Linked DNA regions of Homo sapiens: region 2 is linked to region 1. Evidence: chromatin contacts called from ENCODE Hi-C or POLR2A ChIA-PET data. All regions are on one chromosome and are shown on one strand. Each heading gives the region's core, a stretch centred on a gene start or an enhancer-like site at or near the end of the contact. The rest is flanking DNA. Distances are from core to core; before and after follow the strand shown.

Region 1 (2,891 bases), core at 217-2,716:
CCCAGAAGGTTGCCAGGATGCTCTAGAGCTCATGAGATTTGCTCTTGCTGACACTGAGAAGCAGGAAGGAGTAGGAATGGAGAGTGCAGACTTTGAAATCCGCCCATCCGGGGCTGCTTCCCTGCTCTGCTCTCATAGCTCTGTGATCTTGCGCAAGTTCCGTAGCACCTCTGGGTGAGTTTTCCCATCTGTAAAACGGGGATGATGATAATACCTGTAGGGCTGTTGTGAGGACATAACACAGTCATACAGATAAAGCACTTAAAAAGCACCCAGCCCTTAAGCGCTCAAACATTTGTATTCTACATCTTTTGTCAATTGCCTTTGTTTAGAAATGCTCTGGCATGTTGGGTGCTCAAAAGATGTTGACAGTAATTTATTCACTACGACACACCAAGAATTAATGAAATATTGCTAAGAAAATAAAAACTAGTGTTCATCACATCCTGCGATGTGATGTCTCTTCAGAGAACCAGGCGAGGGTATGTGGCCAATGAACAGCCAATGAAGTCACTGTCAGAGTGGCTTTGTCACCCAAGGAGCCCCTACTAGTTTATTAGGGCAATCTGACTTTCAGATCTGAATCCTAGCAGTGTATGGATATAAAAGATACCAAGTCTAAAAATAATAATTATAAAGATCTTAAAAACAACCTGTGACACTCACAAATCCGTTTGACTGGTAATTTTTGAGACATTGGACCATATCTAATACTTGGCAACAGGGCACCACTGTGCTATCATGAAGCATCATCATCAGTTCCAGCGAAGGTGAAATGGTTTCTATTATAGGCATGTTAATAACTTCTATTAATAGAGGCGAGGAAAAGCACAAAACCTTTATCTCTTCTTTTCATGCATGGAATAAAATGAGAACTCTATATTACAAAAAAAAAAAAAAAGATTCCCTTTCTAATGCCATCCAAGGAACAATATTCTAAGTGTGCCTACTGAGACAGGATTTCATCTGAATCTATTGCTATGTATTCTCCAACATCCCCTCCAAGAAGATTAGACCATTTCCAGCTGAGACTGGTTTTTGCTAGCAGTGGTTAGATTTTCACAGTTCCCAGCCCAGGGGAAGGGAGGGTGCCTCCCTGAGACTACATTGCCCTCTGCTGCCCATCCAAGGCCAAGTCAGGTAGGGAAGGCCTCTGGGGAATTACATTTTAAAAAAATAAAGTTTATGAAAATTATACATGAGATTTGCATAAAAGGTGAAGTGAGGTTGTTACAGTTGCAAAGTCTCTCACTCTCCAGGGGCAAAATCAGGAGGTCAGAAGTGCACTTGGAACTATCGGGATGGTGAGGGTCACATAGGAAGTGTGGGTTTGGAGTCAGGCTCACGTTGTGCTGGTACTAGCTGTGCCATCTTGGGCAAGTTGTCAACCCCTCTAAGCATCAGTTTCTCATATGTGAGATGCGATAATCCCTGGGGCCACTTATCCAAAGATTAAAGAATAAAATGCACATCAAGTTGTAAGCAGAGTATGTGACACTTCGTGTTCTAACAAATGTTGGTTATTATTGCTCCAACTTCCTCCTTGCAGATGCAGAAACTGAAAACTCTCAGGACTTGACATAGGGACCCAAAGTCACATGTCTGCCTAGGGATGAGGAGGGGAGTCATCCCAGGCCAAACCTCCCACTGTCCCCAAGGCATCCTGGGCTTTCATGAGCATCTTTAGCTCCATCCCCCAGTCACAACCCATCTCAGTGGACATGTGTCCTGGACACTGCGCCTGGCCTACCCCACTGCCCCACACAAGGAAACATTCCCTGTGGGCTGGGCCTAACGCTTTGCTCACATTTGCCCCCTACAGAGCAGTTCACCTGGAGGGTAGCACAGGTGCTATTCCCAAAAGGCCATGTGAAGCTAGTGCAACTGTCAAAGTGAGGAGGAAATTCCATAGGCCATGAGCAGCTGGGCTGGGGCGGTAGGCTCGAGGGCAGGGGCTATTAATGACTGAACCATAGAAAAGTCCATTTGTCCATTTTTCTATTCATTCACTCCCAAGTATTTTTTGAGCAGCACATGCTAAGCAAGTCTTCTCAGCACTCACATCGAAGAAAAGAGGTGGCCCTGGTCTGCAACACCCTTGGGCACCTGGTAGGAGGCCTGGTTCCCCTTTTATGTGGTTTGTCACACTCTCAGGACTGTGACCAAAACCAAATGAGGGCATTCCCATTAGATCCTGCTGAGGGAGCAGTGCCTCCAGTAAACAAGCTTGAGCAGGTGTGGTTCATATTAACTGAGAACCTCATGCCACCAAACAACACATGTGCTAGCAAGGGTTGCCCACACGTTGCCTCAACACCAGCGCTTGTCCTTCCTGTGTCCTTCCTTCTGGACAGCCACACAGCACTAGGGCCATTGTGCAAGAATCATTCAAATCGCCACCACTAATGGGTTTGGATTGAAATTCCAGAAATAATCCCAGCTTCACTACTTACTACCGGTATTCCTTCAATGGAGTGATTAATCTTTCCTGTCTCCAAATTCTCATTGGATCATGCGAGTGACAATACTTATTTTGCAAAATTTTTGTAAGAATTAAAGACAGAAAATATAAAGCCCCTGGTTGCCTACACAAAGTGGACACTGAGGAAATAGGAGCCATTGTTACTATTTCACACCTAAACGAAATACACGTATGGACAGAGTATATGTATAAATTCACATACACATATTGATGCATATAAAAATATGCATGCCAATTTCTGTTGCTGTATATAAAATATATAGTATTATACTGGAAAAGCGCAAAGAACATACACTGTAGAGATTATAAAAACTAAATATGTTTATCTTGCCAAATACAACGTTTGAAAAGATACTGCTTTGGGTCATGAAGACAGTTGCTTTCTTATCTCTTGAGTTAAGGAAAATAT
Region 2 (2,891 bases), core at 216-2,715, 260 kb after region 1:
CCCCTCAGTGCTGTCAGCTGAGAGGTAGCGGGGCCTCCAGAGGCTCTTGAGATTTACAAAGACTTTGACCAGGTGTGGTGGCTTACACCTGTAATCCCAACACTTTGGGAGGACAAGGTGGGTGGATCACTTGAGGTCAGGAATTCAGGACCAGCCTGGCCAACAGGGTGAAACCTCGTATCTACTAAAAATACAAAAATTAGCTGGTCTTGATGGTGCACACCTGTAGTCCCAGCTACTTGGGAAGCTGAGGCAGGAGAATGACTTGAACCTGGGTGGAGGAGGTTGCAGTGAGCCAAGCTCGTGCCACTGCACTCCAGCCTGGGTGACAGAGCGAGACTCCATCCCAAAAAAAAAAAAAAAAAAAAAGAGAGAGATTTACAGGGACTTTGCAGTGGGCCCTGGAGAACCATCTTTCCTTGCTGCAGACCCAGATGCTGGTGGGAGCATCTGGGGAAGCGCGCTGAGAACCTCCGTCGTTCCTCTTCCCCGGCCTCCACTCCCCAGCCTTGCCAGTGCTGGACAGACGCAGTTGCCTGGGGACACAGGAGCAGCTTCAGCTTTCCCACCAGCTTGGGTTAGCACCACAGACATGTAGGCCACTCGTTGTTCAGTCACAAGCAGGTGTCCTTCCTTCTTCCTCACTCACCAAGGACGCAGTGTTTATCACAGACTGCATGCACGTGATCATGTCCAGAAGCAAAATAAGCTACTGAAACATTAAACCAGCCTTCCTCTGATCCTGAATCTGATCCTCCTACCTGCCCAGGTGGTCAAGTGACTCAGGGAGCCTCCCACATTCTCAGTTTCCTCCTCTGCAAAAAGCAGCCTCTGACACTTTCTTTTTTATTATTATAAATTTTTTTTTGAGATGGAGTCTCACTCTGTCACCCAGACTGGAGTGCAGCGGCGTGATCTCAGCTCACTGCAACCTCCGCCTCCCAGGTTCAAGCAACGCTCGTGCCTCAGCCTCTCAAGTAGCTGGGTCTATGGGTGCACACTACCACACCTGGCTAATGTTTGTATTTTTAGTAGAGATGGGGTTTCGCCGTGTTGGCCACACTAGTCTTGAACTCCTGACCTCAGGTTATCTGCCTGCCTGGGGCTCCCAAAGTGCTAGGATTACAGGCATGAGCCACCGCACCCAGCCAGCCGCTGACACTTTCTTGCTGGGTGCTGTGAAAATAACAGCCCAGCACGTGGGAAACCCGGGCCTCTGTGACAGTTAACAGCCCTGTGCTGTCTTCCTGAGGGGCAGAAGCTCAAGGACAGGTGCCTCTCAGGCCCTCAAGCCTCCCATCTCCCAGGGCTGTCTTCTTCTGTCTTCAAATTGGCAACCCAAATATGGCATGCCGCTCACTAAACAAAACTCCTCCGGGCATCCTCCCACAAGGACAGTCATATGTCCCAGACTTTTGCAGAACATCTGGAAGCCACAGGACAGCACCCTGCATGTCCCAGCCACCCTAAGAGTTGGCCAGCAGGCACCTGTCCCTAAAAGCCCTCCGCCGCTGCCTGGCCACAGAAACATTCTGGGCCACCTCTTCAGCTCATGGGCCCCTCTTGCCTTTCTCATGCCTGACACAGGATGTTCCACAAGTGGAAGAAGTTAGCTTCTCGTCTCACAATTTTACTTTTGAAACCATCTTTCCTCAACCAAAATAGCGCCTGGGGTTGTTTTGCAAAACAAAACAGTTTTCGGCCTCTGCTGACTGTAAAAAATAACTTCCTCCTGCCTGCTGTATAATCTACTCCTAAACCCACCCCAACATCACAAACGCACAAGAAAAACCTGAAAGGTTTGGCCATCAAATACACACAAGGGCTCTCTGGCATGTAGAACCGTAGCTGCCCCGAAGCCACTTCCAGCTGGACCCGAGGGAGGCACGGCCATAGTCCAGCAGGTGTGGCCCCCAGGCCTGGAGGACGGAGTCTGTCCCACATGGCCAACAGCAGATGGGCCCAGGTCCCCCTGCCCATCACAAGAGACGAGGCATAAAACCGTAATGCTAATGTATTTGTTTACGGTGAGGTACAGGCTCCAAAATGACAGGTTCTACCTGTTTTCTGTCCTGAGCAAAGACAGGTGTGGACGGGAGAGAAAGAATACATATTCTATTTTTCTTTTTACTCAGAAACTAATTCCTCAGGATAGTCTCCTGATACTGTTGCCCCCACTATCCTCACTATCCCCTGAAACCCCTGTTTCAGAGCAGGGCTGCCTTCTGCCCTCCCCTCCTGGGGGCTGGGCGCGAGTTGTTAGAGCAATGCAGGAGGTGGGCAGTTCAGGGCAGCTTTGGATGCCTCAGGTCCCACAGGAGCAAATAAACCCTGGACTTCTTGATGCCGTCACAGCCTGGCAGCACCTGCTTGTCCAGCAGACCAGCCACCGCTCCCCGATTCACCATGCCTCAGCCACGTGGGCCAACATTCCCTTCCACTGAAGGCACCTGTGAGACTACAGGGACCACCAGCCACAATATCAAGCCCTCCTCCTCCTGCCCCATCACCCCTAGCCACCCAGGCTCAGGAAGATGCCCTTCAGAGCACCATGCTCAGCCGCCCGCTCATGAGAGTGCAGGCCAGCCCCCTCGCCCATCTCACTCACACCATTTCCAGAAATGCCAGCACGGCCTTCTGAATAAGAGTGAGGCAAAATTCAAACCACGTTTAAATTGTTTGAGGATCACATCCACCACCAGTTAGCATGGGTGAAGAGTCCGTGGAGAGGGTACTGCAGGGCTTCCGTGGAAGCAACTGTATTTTTACACAGCCGTAGTGCTCGGCTCACCAGGTTCGGCTCACAGCCCCCGATACCTGGCTGTGTCCAGCAGAGGGGAAGTCTCCTGGGAAGAGGCCTTTGAGAGGTTTATACACATGTGCGATGTGGG

The links. A loop is a pair of places that touch in the nucleus more often than their neighbours do. ChIA-PET counts read pairs that join two places held with the same protein, here RNA polymerase II (POLR2A). Pooled maps may share reads with other maps.
Region 2: a map with no recorded cell type shows a loop between it and region 1 (8-fold over the local background). The contact joins two enhancer-like sites. A Hi-C loop is called at or near these places in 1 of 37 single-sample maps with no recorded cell type and 1 of 50 pooled maps. POLR2A ChIA-PET finds 5 or more read pairs at or near these places in 1 of 52 experiments (RWPE1).

The regions. Positions count from the first base shown.
Region 1 is chr9:90,772,690-90,775,580 of GRCh38, forward strand. No RefSeq gene overlaps it. Among named protein-coding and RNA genes, the nearest start is that of SYK, 28 kb to the right of the region's middle. RefSeq lists an enhancer at 2,018-2,077. Within about 2 kb of position 1,467, at least 4 of the 41 ENCODE cell types and tissues checked have a DNase peak (open chromatin) inside an H3K27ac peak, as active enhancers do.
Region 2 is chr9:91,034,091-91,036,981 of GRCh38, forward strand. No RefSeq gene overlaps it. Among named protein-coding and RNA genes, the nearest start is that of LINC02957, 38 kb to the left of the region's middle. RefSeq lists enhancers at 1, 1,317-1,576, 1,687-1,736, 1,747-1,796. Within about 2 kb of position 1,466, at least 3 of the 41 ENCODE cell types and tissues checked have a DNase peak (open chromatin) inside an H3K27ac peak, as active enhancers do.